Regions from separate parts of the Homo sapiens genome. Here all the other regions are linked to region 1. Evidence: chromatin contacts called from ENCODE Hi-C data. All regions are on one chromosome and are shown on one strand. The core of a region is the stretch at or near the end of the contact, and the rest is flanking DNA. Distances in the headings are between cores, read along the strand shown. Region 1 holds the start of PLEKHA1 (pleckstrin homology domain containing A1). Region 2 holds the start of FAM204A (family with sequence similarity 204 member A). Region 3 overlaps ADAM12 (ADAM metallopeptidase domain 12). Region 4 holds the start of CACUL1 (CDK2 associated cullin domain 1). Region 5 holds the start of FANK1 (fibronectin type III and ankyrin repeat domains 1).

The links. A loop is a pair of places that touch in the nucleus more often than their neighbours do. Pooled maps may share reads with other maps.
Region 2: a map of B cell shows a loop between it and region 1 (15-fold over the local background). The contact joins the promoter of FAM204A here to the promoter of PLEKHA1 in region 1. A Hi-C loop is called at or near these places in 1 of 168 maps with a recorded cell type or tissue (B cell), 1 of 37 single-sample maps with no recorded cell type and 6 of 50 pooled maps.
Region 3: a map of B cell shows a loop between it and region 1 (9-fold over the local background). The contact joins the enhancer-like site here to the promoter of PLEKHA1 in region 1. A Hi-C loop is called at or near these places in 2 of 168 maps with a recorded cell type or tissue (B cell and endothelial cell of umbilical vein) and 2 of 50 pooled maps.
Region 4: a loop to region 1 is called in a map of CD8-positive, alpha-beta T cell, with 11 times the contacts of the local background. The contact joins the promoter of CACUL1 here to the promoter of PLEKHA1 in region 1. A Hi-C loop is called at or near these places in 1 of 168 maps with a recorded cell type or tissue (CD8-positive, alpha-beta T cell), 2 of 37 single-sample maps with no recorded cell type and 10 of 50 pooled maps.
Region 5: a map of B cell shows a loop between it and region 1 (14-fold over the local background). The contact joins the promoter of FANK1 here to the promoter of PLEKHA1 in region 1. A Hi-C loop is called at or near these places in 1 of 168 maps with a recorded cell type or tissue (B cell), 1 of 37 single-sample maps with no recorded cell type and 5 of 50 pooled maps.

Annotation. Positions count from the first base shown.
Region 1 is chr10:122,373,197-122,376,056 of GRCh38, reverse strand. PLEKHA1 (pleckstrin homology domain containing A1) reads right to left here and starts at 1,349. Exons shown (of 12, transcript NM_001001974.4): 1 at 1,251-1,349. RefSeq lists silencers at 742-941, 952-1,111, 1,132-1,201, 1,242-1,351, 1,492-1,641.
Region 2 is chr10:118,340,857-118,343,716 of GRCh38, reverse strand. It overlaps FAM204A (family with sequence similarity 204 member A), which reads left to right and starts at 1,393. Exons shown (of 9, transcript NM_022063.3): 1 at 1,393-1,447; 2 at 1,790-1,990. RefSeq lists enhancers at 1,233-1,452, 1,089-1,588.
Region 3 is chr10:126,040,474-126,043,333 of GRCh38, reverse strand. ADAM12 (ADAM metallopeptidase domain 12) reads left to right here. Exons shown (of 23, transcript NM_001288973.2): 18 at 186-294. Among named protein-coding and RNA genes, the nearest start is that of FANK1-AS1, 69 kb to the right of the region's middle. RefSeq lists an enhancer at 1-420. Within about 2 kb of position 1,378, at least 19 of the 41 ENCODE cell types and tissues checked have a DNase peak (open chromatin) inside an H3K27ac peak, as active enhancers do; they include B cell and endothelial cell of umbilical vein, where a contact is called at or near this core.
Region 4 is chr10:118,753,564-118,756,423 of GRCh38, reverse strand. It overlaps CACUL1 (CDK2 associated cullin domain 1), which reads left to right and starts at 1,454. Exons shown (of 9, transcript NM_153810.5): 1 at 1,454-2,028. The coding sequence starts at 1,662. RefSeq lists enhancers at 1,093-1,387, 1,386-1,525.
Region 5 is chr10:125,895,056-125,897,915 of GRCh38, reverse strand. It overlaps FANK1 (fibronectin type III and ankyrin repeat domains 1), which reads right to left and starts at 1,352. Exons shown (of 11, transcript NM_145235.5): 1 at 1,261-1,352. The coding sequence starts at 1,273. It also overlaps a transcript of DHX32 not described here. RefSeq lists silencers at 782-1,076, 1,168-1,307, 1,468-1,547, 1,768-1,847.

The DNA.
Region 1 (2,860 bases), core at 100-2,599:
AAAGTATGCAAGCTGAGTACTTGGGAAAATAAAGCAGATTGATCAGGAGTTCTAAGATGAAAGACAATGGTGTAAACCTCATAGTGCACTATTTGTTCCAGTCATTAAACACACAGGAAATAAGATTTTCTATTTAGAAAACTAACTCACAAGGGGCAATGACTTCATTAAAACAAAGAAAATCTTATTAAAACAACGATCAATTGTAAAATAAGAAAACCAGTACTGCAGAATTGGAAGGTGAAACAAACAGACGAGGAAAACGCAGAAACTGCCTGGATATTTATTTGTTCCTTGAACCTCTTCTTGTACTGCCCCCAGAGAGCAAAGGAGTTTCATTATTTATACGCCCAGACCACGGTAGATGCTCTGCGCGGGGGCACAGCCTCACCAGAATTCTACCAAAGGCGGTAAACACTATAAGCAACAGGACCGCTTTCATTATGACACACTTTCCCCTCTTTCCAGGAGGTCAATAGAAAGCATCTGAAACAAACCACAAACCACTCAAGACGGCCCCAAAGCTCTGCGGTTGGCAGCTGGCCTCGGCGTCGAAAGACCTGGGTCTGGTCGCCTCCCCGGTGCCACCTGCGTGACCTTGGGCAAGTCGCTTTCAACGCTGCCTCTGGCCACCTGCCCCGAAGGTGCGGAGGTAAATCGCGGACACCGCCCGACTTCAGGGCCCAGGGCGGAGCCGGCTTCGGCCTCGGCAAGTCCTGAAGCCAAAATGCATTAAACACCAGGAAAGGATGCCCGGGGACGCGCGCCCCGCGGGCACAGCCCTGGAGGGAGGCGCTCCGACCGGCGCCACCGGGAATCCCCGGGCAGCTGCGCGCACCGCGCCCCGAGCGGGATTTCTCGGGGGGCGGAGACGCCGAGGAGCTCGTCGGCCCCGCGACCGCCGCGGGCCTCCCGCCCTCCCCCGCCGGGCGCCGCTGAGGGCTGACGTCGGGAAAACAATCGGGGACCCACGGGAAGAAGACGCCGCCCCCTCCCGCTGCCCCAAGCCAGGGCAGGTGAGCCGGCCCGGCGGCCTCCAGGTGCTGTGGCGCGTGGCGCGGACGTGCGCAGAGGGGGCGCCGGCTCCGCACTCACCAGCACCCACCGCCCCTCTGCGGACGCCTCCCCGCTCGCCACAGCGGGAACCGCGCTCCAGCAGCCCGGCAGCCCCGCAGCCGCCGCCACCTCGCGCCTGGCCCCGTCCACCACCCCTGCTCCAGCGCGGCCGCGTTCTTCAAGCTAAACTTTACCGCGGCCTCGGCCCGGAGCACCCGCGCCGCCGCGGCCCCGGCTCCCACAGAGGCTCGGCTGCCCGGAGCGGCGTCCGCGACGGCCAGCCCGCGCACTGCGCACGCGTCCCCACGCTGCCTCAGCCCTCAGACGGCGGCTGAGATTCCGGAGCGGGCGCTCCCAGCCCGCAGAGACTACGAGTCCCGGCAGGCCCCGCGCGGGTCCCTGCGGCGTGGCGGGCCGAGTTTCTGGCGTCTTCCTGGTTCCAGCGGCGGCGGCCTCGGCGCGCCGGGGAGGCCTGCGCGCGGAGCTCTGGGCCGCCGCGCCGCGGTGCTTCCTGGTATTCGTAGTTTTTGACCACCACTGGGCTTGGCTCGGAGGTAGAACTCCGGGTTCTCTGATGTCATCGCCTAGAGCTGCGAGGAACAGGGATCTTTAAAAATAGGCTTCGTTAGTTTGCAGATAATTTGTTTGCAAGCTGTCCCATAATCGGTCCAAGTGTCACAAATTTACAGGCTGCGGTGTGACCTGGAGAAAAACGCTTTACAGCTCTGCGCGCCAATTTTTCGCTCTTCTCTCTCCCTGCAAATGTAGCTCCACTGCCTACTTACAATGGTGTTAATAGTACAGGAGGGTAAGAGAGACTTAAAGAAGGGTTAGTCGAAATTCTTTCAGCAACGGTGGAGCATAAATATGTATTCTGGTAAATATTCGTTGAGTGTTTAGCAATTTCTCGAGCACTTAACTGTGTGCCAAGTACGCGATAGGCAACCCGGCATTCATCTGAGAAAGAGACACTGTCACTGCCCTTATGGAGCCTGCAGCTTGGGGGAAACTCGTCCGCAAACTAGCAAAATCGTTCCAGATTTTAATAGAATGGCCAGACTGAGAAAGTTCAAGAGACAGTAGCGGTGGCGGGGACGGGGGGAGGCTCTTCAGAGAGAGTGGCAAGGCAAGTTCTCTGAGGATGTGATATCTGAGCTGAAACCTGAAGAATGAGAAATATTCAGACAGGCAAAGAACTGGGAAAGAATTACATGCCACGCCTTTCACAGCGCATGCCACTCTAGGCTCTTAATAAATATTTGTTCTTTTTGTGTGCTTCTTCCTTTCCTCTCCTTGCACAACCTTAGATCACATCCTATCCCCTTCAAACCCTTTAAAAAATCTTTATCAACATCTTTTAGAATATCCTTCCTATGTGAAAATGTACATGAAACAAATGTCCAGTGGTAAGACAAGCTGTACAGCTGCTAGGACAGAAGACACAACCCTGGTGACAGGCTGGAATCTATCTACTTTGCCACTTTCTTTATTTGCGAACTGGGTTAGAAGTCTGGGGGCTCAGCCTGGCCTCCTGACTTGTTTCTCTTCATGGGGCATCATACAGGATTTTGAGTTTGTCTTTATTAAAATCTTAGAGGAAGCCTACCTGTTATCTGAATCAGAGGTGTAGTGAAGAACAGCCCTAGATTTTCCTGTGTAGACTTACCTATGTGACTTTATGCAGAGAGTGACACTTTGCCCTTCTGACCCTCAGTGACCTCGACTGTAAATGAGTGTCATCCACCCTGCCTGCCTTGCAGAATGTTCTCAGAGTCTGATAAATTGATGGAGGTGAAAACATCTT
Region 2 (2,860 bases), core at 144-2,643, 4.0 Mb after region 1:
AAACTGCTCTCTAAACTTGGCGCATCTTCTGGAAGATGTTGGAGGTGAGGTGGTTTAGTGGATAGTTAATAGGCTTAACCATCTGTTGATGTGAAATTGAGATATATTACTGAGTGCAATGCAAAATTTTATACACATTTAGCTTGCTTTGAAGAAAGACATTATTGGTAATGTTAACAGCAAAAAACAGCTGAGATTGAAAATTAGCGTGGGCTAGGTAACATGTTAAAGTCTTTATGTGTACAGTAGCCTCCCTTATCCGCAGGGAATACCTTCCAAGACTCCCCGGTAGATGCCTGAATCCTGGAATAATGGCGAACCCCACATATAGTTTTTCAATCTGATAACCAAGATGGCTACTAAGTGACTAAGAACCTGGTAGCCTAACAGCATGCATGGACAAAGCGATGATTCACACTGCAGATTTCATCAGGATATCCAGAATGGGCTTGCAATGAAACATTTGAATTGCTTATTTCTGGAATTTTTTACTTAATGTGTTTGGACCTTGGTTGACCCCAGGTAACTGAAATCAGGCTAAGAGAAGCCACAGATGAGGGAAGCCTACTGTATTTTCTTTTCTTTTCTTTTTTTGAAATAGGGTCTGGTTCTGTTGCCCAGGCTTTTCTTATATAATCATCACAAAATTAGCAAATAGGTACACTTAATGTTATTCTTATTATAAAACAGTATTTCGGAAAATGCAAATATTTCTAAAATAGCCCTATTCCCATCCCTATCCATAGGGTATTTTATCCTCTTCGCAGTGCTTTTCTCTCTCTTTTTTTTCCCCTTATTTTCTATGTTCCCCAAGCACCCCCTTCTGGGCATAACACAGTGCCTGCCACAAATAAGAAAAAAAGAAGTTCGGTAAACTTTTGGTCCAGTCAGTGAAGCACCTTGGACCCCATCACCAGACGGTAGGCGCCAAGAGAGCAAGAGTCAGCATGTTTTCTGCTAACCAGAGATTAGCACGATGCCTGGTACAAAGTAGGCGCCCAATAAATAGGTGAAGAAAGAAAAAAAATTAAAAAAAAGGAAGAGAGTGAGGGGAAAGGATGAATGAATGAAGACGTTTGCAGAGGGGCCTAGAAAGAAAGCACTCTGCAAGATTCTCCCTCCTGGTGGCATCAACTCTCAGTTCAAGGTCTATGTCAGCCCTTTCCTTGCCCAGACGCATTGGCCTACAGCAGGGAATGAAGAAAGAACAAAGTCTTTAAAAATGTTCAGAAGAAAGAGAAAACGGCAAGATAAAAGAGAGAAAAAAAAGAAAGAAAGGAACCACCTCCTTCGGGCGGACTAAAAAGGGAAGCCCCAGGAGGCCGGTTGCTAAGGCGACCCTAGGGCCAGAACGGCCCCAGCCCATTGGTTGAGACGCAGGAGCCAATGAGAAGGCGCGATGTTGACGGGGTCCTAAGATGGCTGCTGGGCGACCACTTCCTGACAGGTGAGTACGGCTTATGGAGGGTTGGTTACCCGCCGGTTCGGGCTCCGGCATGATGAGTCTGGGAGGGCCTCTTGTGGGCAGCCGAGGGAGGCGGCATGGGCGGCCTCATAGCTCCTCGGCCGAGCCTCCCGGAGCAGGCTAGAAAAGCCCCCGGCCCGGGGCCGCGGAAGCGACGGCGGGGCCGCCCTCAGCCTTCCTCGAAAGGGGCGTCGCAGCGGCCTCCCCAGCCTGTTATGTGGAGGGGGTTCTCCGTCCCACCCAGGTCAAAGTGAGAGGGGATTGAGGAGGCTGTCGATAGGGAAAACAGGCTCACGTTTACAGTTGCTGTATTCCGGAAAACAGCTCCAGTTAATGGGACTGCCAGCAGGCTAGACATCCTTCGCCGGAATGTGCAGCGCTTAGTTCTGTGCCCGGGAGGGGCTTCTCTCTCTTTTGGGATTGGAGTGTGGCATTGCCGCCAGAAAGCCTGCAGAATTCCGGGTTGTGCAGCCAAGCAGGAACGGTGTACCTTTCTAGACCCATCCTCTTGCAATCTTGGACCCTGTAAGTATTCTCACAGCGGAATCGACTTAAAATGAGCCTTGAACTGTTAACTTGGTTTATTGTCTTTCCATGCAGGATCTTGGGTCTGGGAAAATGTTTTCCAGGCCTCAAGTAAACGAACACTCTCTTTAATTAAAACAGTTGAATACATGCAAAATCTTGCTAAATAAGTAGTTTTTCTGGATTCGCTCTCAGGCCTGTAATTCAGTTGTCCTTTCTGTACCTTTTTTGAGAAAAGGAACACATTCATTTCATAAAAGTAAATAGGATATTTACGTTAATGTTGATGTTAACATGCTTGAAAATAGTAACTATTTTTAAGTCACAGACTCTGATTATGATGTAAATTACAATCTTCAGATTGTTAAATAATTGTGGCTTATAATTAGTATACAAGTGAAATTAATTTTAGATCAGACGAAGTTCAGGCTTCTGGAATTATTTCTAATCAAATACAAAATATAGGAAATAAGACAGCCTTATACGATGAAAATGGAATTTAAATTCTGGAATAGAGATGGAAAACATTTACCCATCGAGCTGCTCAAATATATCTTTTGGGTTTTGATTATAAGCAGCTGTCTGGTTGTCCAGAAAATATGACATTATTACTCAAACCTCTGACTGTGACTTTGACTTTGATGTATGCAACTTAGTATAGCATCTTGCATAGCTTTCTGTACTCAAAAAGTACAGAAAAAAATTCTTAACCAAATTTAACAAGTCTGTAATTATAGGCTAAGATCATTCTCAGCCCCAGTCGCAAATCCTTGTCCCCGCTTACAACTCTGCTCTGTAAAATTCATAATCTAAAGCCATGGGGCTATTTTTGTAAAACAAATGGATCAGAATGCATTAGGCAAGTCAGTT
Region 3 (2,860 bases), core at 129-2,628, 3.7 Mb before region 1:
CTCAGGTTTGGTCGCCCCTGTGTGGTGTGTAGTGCCGGCTTTGGGCTTATTCGCACCATGGCGTGTGCTGAGTCTGGCTGTGTCAGTGTTGGGGGGGGGCTCTGACCATGGCCCCCCTTGCTTCTGCTGTGGTGATGCACAGAGCATATGCCCTAACCCCACGTCCCTCCCCTCTGCCCTGAAAGGTGTGCAACAACAGGAAGAACTGCCACTGCGAGGCCCACTGGGCACCTCCCTTCTGTGACAAGTTTGGCTTTGGAGGAAGCACAGACAGCGGCCCCATCCGGCAAGCAGGTCAGTGAAGCCCCTGCATCCCGGTGGGAGGAGGCTGAGCACCTGGGGGCGGGTGGGCTCGCCAGCTGTCAGCATGGGTGCAGGTAGAGCCAACAAGAAACCCAGTGGGGACCCCACATGGGTCTACACAGCCTAGGGTCTCCCGCAGTTTCCAGATGCCCCTCTCATCCCTGCCCGATCTTCTCTGAGGCTCCTTGCTCTCTGCTTTGACTGAGTGGCTGAGTTTGCCAGTTCCTTAGCCTGCGACACTTTTCTTAACTAAGGTCATTTCTATAGTGAACTGCTGAATGGGTATGAATGTCATCACTGTATCAAAGTACTTTGTAAAGGCCGACATCTGTGTGGTAGGGTGACAAGGTGTGAAGTTTAATGCCTTTTAAAAATCTTACTGGAAAGACACCCACCTCTTAGTAAAGGTGACAGTCACGGCAGCAGTGGGAGTCATTGCAACAGCTTTTGCATATGGAATGATGTGTGCAGGTGCTGTGTGGTGCATTTTATGCCCATGATGTCATCCCCTCCTTATACAACTCTGAAGAAGGTGGTATGATTCTTTTCTCACATACCTAGGACCTGAGGCTCAGGGAAGTTAAGTAATTTGCCTAATGTGATCTCGCTAAGATTTACACACACACAGGTCTGCCTGTCCCCCAAGAAGCTCTTAGTAGCAGCTGTGCTTGAACTCGTGGCCATTTCTCCTCGGATGACCTTTAGAAATGGTTTACTGGTGCGGTGCTGTTTTCTCTGAGTTCTTATTGGGCAATTCAGGGGCAAGTCTAAATGATGCCTCTTTTCGAGGGAAAGAAGCAAGGCAGGAAGCTGCAGAGTCCAACAGGGAGCGCGGCCAGGGCCAGGAGCCCGTGGGATCGCAGGAGCATGCGTCTACTGCCTCACTGACACTCATCTGAGCCCTCCCATGACATGGAGACCGTGACCAGTGCTGCTGCAGAGGAGGTCACGCGTCCCCAAGGCCTCCTGTGACTGGCAGCATTGACTCTGTGGCTTTGCCATCGTTTCCATGACAACAGACACAACACAGTTCTCGGGGCTCAGGAGGGGAAGTCCAGCCTACCAGGCACGTCTGCAGAAACAGTGCAAGGAAGGGCAGCGACTTCCTGGTTGAGCTTCTGCTAAAACATGGACATGCTTCAGTGCTGCTCCTGAGAGAGTAGCAGGTTACCACTCTGGCAGGCCCCAGCCCTGCAGCAAGGAGGAAGAGGACTCAAAAGTCTGGCCTTTCACTGAGCCTCCACAGCAGTGGGGGAGAAGCAAGGGTTGGGCCCAGTGTCCCCTTTCCCCAGTGACACCTCAGCCTTGGCAGCCCTGATGACTGGTCTCTGGCTGCAACTTAATGCTCTGATATGGCTTTTAGCATTTATTATATGAAAATAGCAGGGTTTTAGTTTTTAATTTATCAGAGACCCTGCCACCCATTCCATCTCCATCCAAGCAAACTGAATGGCAATGAAACAAACTGGAGAAGAAGGTAGGAGAAAGGGCGGTGAACTCTGGCTCTTTGCTGTGGACATGCGTGACCAGCAGTACTCAGGTTTGAGGGTTTGCAGAAAGCCAGGGAACCCACAGAGTCACCAACCCTTCATTTAACAAGTAAGAATGTTAAAAAGTGAAAACAATGTAAGAGCCTAACTCCATCCCCCGTGGCCATTACTGCATAAAATAGAGTGCATTTGAAATACCGCTGCCTCCACCCTGTTCATACATATATAAAATCAAGGCAGGCCATGAGCAAGCATGGCTCACTGCTCCCTGGCCTGGCCATGGCTCAGGGGCTCATTAAACAAGTACTTGTGTGTCTGCCACACACCAGCCACTCTCCTGGGTCCTGGAGAGACATTAAGCAAGAATGACATGGCATAAGTGAGGGGTACGACTGCAGGGAGAGAGGGCATCATGGGAGGGGAGCAACCCCCACAGAGCGGCAGGGGGTTGTCAGGAAGGCTCCTGGGGACCCTGCATCTGTTGAGGTCTGAAGGGGGCGAGGGAAACATGCATTCTGAAGCCGAGATAGCTGGCTGTGCGAAGATCTAGAGGAGTGTGGACTGGCCTGGGCTCAGATTCTAGAGTGCGGACTGGGCCAACAGGAGGGGACACAGGACACGGTGCTCGTGCTGGTCCTGGGGAAGAGGGAAATGGAGTCAGTCACTGCCCGGGCCTCTGGCTTGAGCAACCCTGGGGAGTTCAGCAGGTTCAGTGTGGGGGCCCTGTAAATGTTCAGTTTCATAGATTGATGTATTGAAGATTTATGGATTCACTTTATGGAACTAGAAATTATAGTTCAAGATTTTTGCTGTTCACTTTTTAAATTAACTTTAATTAACTTTGTTATGAGACACCAGAACTCTAGCTAGAGCCCCCTGTGATCACTACTAAGGGTCTGAAAAGAGTGACATTTTGCCCAGGAAACCAGAAGCAATGCTTTTCCAGTAACACCAACAAGTAAGTCAAGACTGTCATCTGTTGGCTGTCTTGCTTAGGCTAAGACACATCCCTGATAGGCCTTGTTAGTGGGGGATGGGGTCCAGAAACCAAGAAGGTGTGAAAGACA
Region 4 (2,860 bases), core at 205-2,704, 3.6 Mb after region 1:
GTCTGTTGATGATAAACCATTAGTTGTTTGAAACAGAATTTGCCTTCCTTCTGCCTCTCTTTTTGCCACACATGTAATTCTAAGGTTTTATGTTTTCCCCTTCAGCATACCACTTAATTCTCTTTTTTTTTTTGGAGACAGTCTCACTCTGTCACCCAGGCTGGAGTGCAGTTGCGCGATCTCGGCTCACTGCAGCCTTGACCTCCAGGGCTCAAGTGATCCACCTAAGCCTCCAGAGTAGCTGGGACCACAGGCACACGCCACCATGCCAGGCTAATTTTGTTTTTAGAGGCGTGGTCTTGTTATGCTGGTCTGGCTGGTCTCGAATTCCTGGGCACAAGCGGGCCTCCCATCTCTGTCTCCTCAAGTGGTTGAATTACAGGCGTGAGCCACTGCGCCCAGCTCGCATTTTTTTTTTTTTTTTGAGATGGAGTCTCGCTCTGTTGCCCAGGCTGGAGTGCAGTGGCGCGATTTCGGCTCACTGCAACCTCTGCCTCCCGGGTTCAAGCAATTCTGCCTCAGCCTCCCGAGCAGCTAGCTGGGACAACAGGCACGTGCCACCACGCCCGGCTAACTTTTTTGTATTTTTAGTAGAAACGGGGTTTCCCGTGTTAGCCAGAATAGTGTCGATTTCCTGACCTCGTGATCCGCCCGCCTCAGCCTCCCAAAGTGCTGGGATTACAGGAGTAAGCCACCGCGCCCGGCCTGAGCCGGCATTTTTAAAAGTTGGGTTGCTGGCCTTAGTGCATACAAACGTAAAGGAATTTTAAAAACACATGAGTAACTCAAACGCATTTCTTTTTTGCGCCATCCTGCTATGTGTGATTCGGTTTTTATTCTCGATTTTGTGCGTGTGTGTCGCGACGGCTGGGGACCGACCCAAGAGCAGTCGGACCACGGGCCGCCCAGGGCGGTCTCATCCGTTTATAACCTGCGACCCCGGGGCCTCTTGTGGTCCCGTACCTCCGTCCCAAGCAAAAGCCGGGGCTCTCAGGCACTCAGAGGTGCGAAGGCCCCGTAGACTTGGAGGACGCGAGGAAAACACCTCCAATCACTCTGGCCAGTCCACAGCTACTGCCAAGACTGCTCCGCGCGCGTCCTCAGGAACCGGCGAGGGCCTCGTCGTCATGGTAACCAGATTGCGAACGCGCGTGCGCAAGACACACCTTTGTCACGTGAGGCCGGGCAGGGGGCGGGGCCGGCGAATGCCCGTCCCGACCCGTCGCGCCTCCCCTGTTAGCTCCCTGCCAGCCGAGGCGGGGCGAACCTCTGCCCTGTTGCGTGGGAGTGACTCACAGCTCCCGCCCCTTTTGGCTCCGCTTTCTCGCGGCCAGTCCCTCGCACCACGTGCCCTCCTGGCCGCGCCCCCAGCTGCCCTTTCCAACTGCCTGTTGGAAGCCGCTGTAAAACGTCGTGAGGAGCGCCGCTGCTTTACGGCTGCCTCTCCCAGACTAGAGCCCCGGAGCGCCCACCGCCGTCAGCCGCGTCTTCAAGCTAGTCGGCCCCGCGGAGAGCGAGAGACCCTGCGCACCGCAGCCCTCTCCGCTGCGCCCATTCCTGCCGCCGGCGATGTAACTCGGGGAGGCAGCGGTGCCCGCTGGCCCGGGGTTGAGACAGGCGGCAGGTGCCTGTGAGGCGGGCGGGTGCCGGGGGCCAGCAGGATGGAGGAAAGCATGGAAGAGGAGGAGGGGGGCAGCTACGAGGCGATGATGGACGACCAGAACCACAACAACTGGGAGGCTGCGGTGGACGGCTTCCGGCAGCCCCTGCCACCTCCGCCGCCCCCCTCGTCGATCCCGGCCCCTGCCCGAGAGCCTCCGGGGGGGCAGCTGCTGGCGGTGCCCGCGGTCTCCGTGGACAGGAAAGGCCCCAAGGAGGGGCTCCCGATGGGGCCGCAGCCACCGCCGGAGGCTAATGGGGTGATCATGATGTTGAAGAGCTGCGACGCGGCCGCCGCCGTGGCCAAGGCGGCCCCCGCCCCCACCGCCAGCTCCACCATCAACATCAACACCTCCACCTCCAAGTTCTGTGAGTCCAGCCTTTCCCTGCAGCCTTGGCTTTTCTCCACCTCACTCGGACGCCGAATCCACCCCCTCTTGGAGAAAGCTCCGCTTCCTTTGTTTCAGGCCTCGGTCTTTCCTCTTCTCCCCGTCCGCCTTCGCCTCCCTGCCTCCTTCCCCCTCACCGTCCCCTCCCCCTCATTTGGTGTCTGCGGCCAGCGCCTGAGCGGCCCTGGCTTCTTGTATTACCTGGCCTAGAGAGGCAGCCTGGTACACACGGAGCCCCAAGTTCGGTCAGTGCGATCCCTATCACAACTGGCAGTCTCTCAACATTGGGAAGCTCTTTTCGCACCCGTCTTCTCTTGAAGTTTCACCCTCAAAGTGAGGGGAAAATAAGGCTGCCTGAGTCTCGTTAGGGAAAGGCCTTCAGTCTTCTGCAGCCAGAGAGAGAAAAGAAATCTGGCAACTTGTGTTCTTGTGTTTTTGGCCAGGCTGTGTTAAACAAGTAAGGAATTTGAAAGTTGACCTATATCTACACCTTGTTCCTTCTCTACTGTGTTACACTTTTGCATCCTGCTAGGGAAATAATGAGTTGCTTTCCGATGCAGTGGCAGCTCCGACATCGTCTTGAAGCTAATAATGCATAAAATCACTTTTCAGAGCTTACACTCATAAGAATAAGCCTTTCAGGATGGGTTATGTCTTGTGTCCAAACCCAAGATTGGGTTGCATGTTGAACTTTATGTTAGTAGTCTGTCTTAACGCTCAATTGCACGCATTAAGATTTAAGACCAAAATCTGTTTTGTAATCCGAAACTGCCTCTGACCAGGATATATGTATGCTTCCATAGCTAGGAAAA
Region 5 (2,860 bases), core at 103-2,602, 3.5 Mb before region 1:
CAAAGTGCTGGGATTACAGGCGTGAGCCACCGGGCCAGGCCAAGTTGCTGTTTTTAAAAGGTATATTTCAACTCACTTCTCTAAGGCGGGAATATACACAGCCTGCCATCAGTTTGACATAAAACAAAAATTTTAGCGTTCTTGTATGCTAAATTTCTTTTACTAGGTTAAAAAAATGTAGAATCCAAAGAGCTGTAAATGCAAATGACAAATACTGTACAAAATCTATCAAGCAACTATAAGTCACAACTTGCAAGCTTTCTCCTCAGCAAATGAGTTAAAAGGAAAAGTATTTGAAACTTTCTTGGTGGAAAACGAATGACCTTTAAAAATGCCAACATTTTCCCCAGAGAATAGATTTGGTCTGAGTTCTTCATTTCTGAAATTGTACAAGATAAGACGACTTGGTTTGAGAGTCAAACTGCATCCTTCTATAAAGGTTTTAGATAAATTTTAAGTCTCCATACAAAACACTCCCCTTATTTTGAGAACAAAAGGAACAATAAGACAGCTTAGGCGGGGCAGAGAAAGAAAGGCCTTGAAACAAAGTCCCTGGAAAGGTAAAAACAACAACAAAAATAGTAAGTTAGAGCTCGTGTTTAGATCTGATAACTCAAAACTGCACAACTTTTGCCATACATCGAAAGCAACATGGGAAAACAGAAAAAGAGATTACAAACATTTTTTGAGTGTCCTAACTTGTAGAACCCCTAAGAATGAATCAAATACACTTGGACAAAGCTCTTCTTTTCTCTCTCTCTCCTTCAAGTCGCAGACTAGGGGTGTGGGGCGGGGGGCGGGGAGTAAGACGGGGTCTCTAATAAATACAAGACCCAGCCTCGGACGTGTTTAATTGCTGACATTTTAGAAGAAAAATGGGCTACTTACAATTAATGAACCAAACTACCAAACTAAAATCATGAGTAGGAGGAGGAGTAAATGGAACCGTCCGGGCGAAGTTTCAGGAAGACGCACGCTGGGGTCGCTGCGCCCTTCCCCACCCATACCTCGGGGCTCTCCAGTCGCTCCCAGCCCCCAGCGCGGACTCTAGGGCGCCGGCGGCCCAACCATACAGACTTGGCAGGATGTAGCCCCCTTCTCCCCTCTCCAGGAGAGAAAAGCGCGAGGAGACGCAAACCGTATTTCCGTGTCCGAGCGTTGAAACCTGCGGAGTCGCGCGCGGGGCGCCCACACTCGTTCCCGGGGAGCCCCAGCCCGGTCGCCCGCCCCGGTCCCAGCTCCAGCCCGGGCCTCCCTTACTCTGGGGCTCCATGGTCGGCTGCTCCCCGGCCTCCGCGGGCGAACCCCCGGACTCCTAACGCCTCTCAGCCAGGGCCGGCGTCGCTACGGTTGCCCTGACAACCCGGAGGCGAAGTGGGCAGAACTAAAGGGACGGCGAGCGGGAGGGACCAAAAGCCGCAGGAAGTGAGGGAGCGCGTGAGGACCCGCGCGTCGCCGGGGACACTGAGCGAGGGTAGCGGCCAGGTCACCGGCTGAGGACACTGCTCCTGAAGCCCGGTCAGGCGGTCGCGCCCTCCCTGGCGGCCCCCGCGGCCCCGCAGGACCTGTGCCCCGACGTCGCCGACCCGCGGTCCCCGCTGTCGCCGACCCGCGGCGTCCGTCGGGCGAGTGGGCCTGCCCGCGGGTAAGGCGCCGGCCCTGGGCCGCCCTCCCGGGAATCGGGAGCCGCCGCTGCAGGTAACAGCGGGGCCCCGGCGGCGGAAGGGGTCGGGGGTCGGCGCAGGGGCGGGCGCGCCCCGAGCCGGGTGGGCGGCCCCGGCGCACCTGTTGTAGCCGCCTGGGGGTCCCCTGCCCGCAGTTGGCCGTGGACGTTCCCCGCCCCGACTCCGAAACGCCGAGGGCGGCCTCCGCGCCTCCTGCTCCGGGAGCCGCGCCTCAGCGGGAGGACGGAGCCCTGCGGGCAGCCCTCGCACCAGGGGCTCCCTCCGAGCCCGGGCATGGGCCGGGCCTGGGGCGGTCCCTCGAGCCCCCCTGACGGGAAGCGTGGAGCAATGCGAGCCGCCGCCGTCGTCGCTGTCGTCCCCAGTGAGCCTGGCGCGTCTCCTGAATCGCGAGAGCCAGGAGCACGGTTTTGCCCGGCTTTGCCCCGTCATCCCCGTGTCCCATTTCAGGCAGGGGGCCCGGGTTGGATCTTTCTCGCTGGCTTCGTTTTTTGTGTGTTGATTTGTTTCAGTCCTTCGCGTTTCCGGTTGAGTTACGGAATCTGCCCACACGTTTTGTGGCCAAACTTTGTAGGGCTGTGAAACAATGTAACATTATCCCACACAATAGTCTTTCATACTGGTTTTAAAACACAGTGATTCAGGGTTTGCTTTAAGGAAGCTTTGAGGATCACAAGAGATTATTATCTGGTAGGTTGTAAAAATTCAAACAACCAGGAGAGTATCATAGGTTCCGGAACACCAGAAGGAGGAAAGAAAAATGGAGACGAGAGAAAAAGGATAAGCAAGAAAGTGCAGGGGCATTAAGGGTGTGGGGGGCTGCAGGATTGATTTGGTATTCAGGTCTGGAGATTATGGCCCCTCTATTAATTCCAACCGCTGCTCCAGACAGTACTTGAGGGAAATGGAAGGAAGAGCCGTTTTGGGGGTCATGGAAGTGATTACTAATCTTGCCAGTAGAAAGATTTCCACTCCATGGATGACAAGGACACTAAGGAGAATTACTTTCCTCTTAGGGAATCATTGAGAGGTTAATTGAACTTGAGAAGCATATATTCTGTGATGGAAACTGACATTTATTATATTCTTCCAAATTAGGTTTTCCCCCTCTCAGACTATATGGGGACTTTTTCAGATTAATTGTCAAAACAAGAAGGTTTATGTGTGGATATTGACAA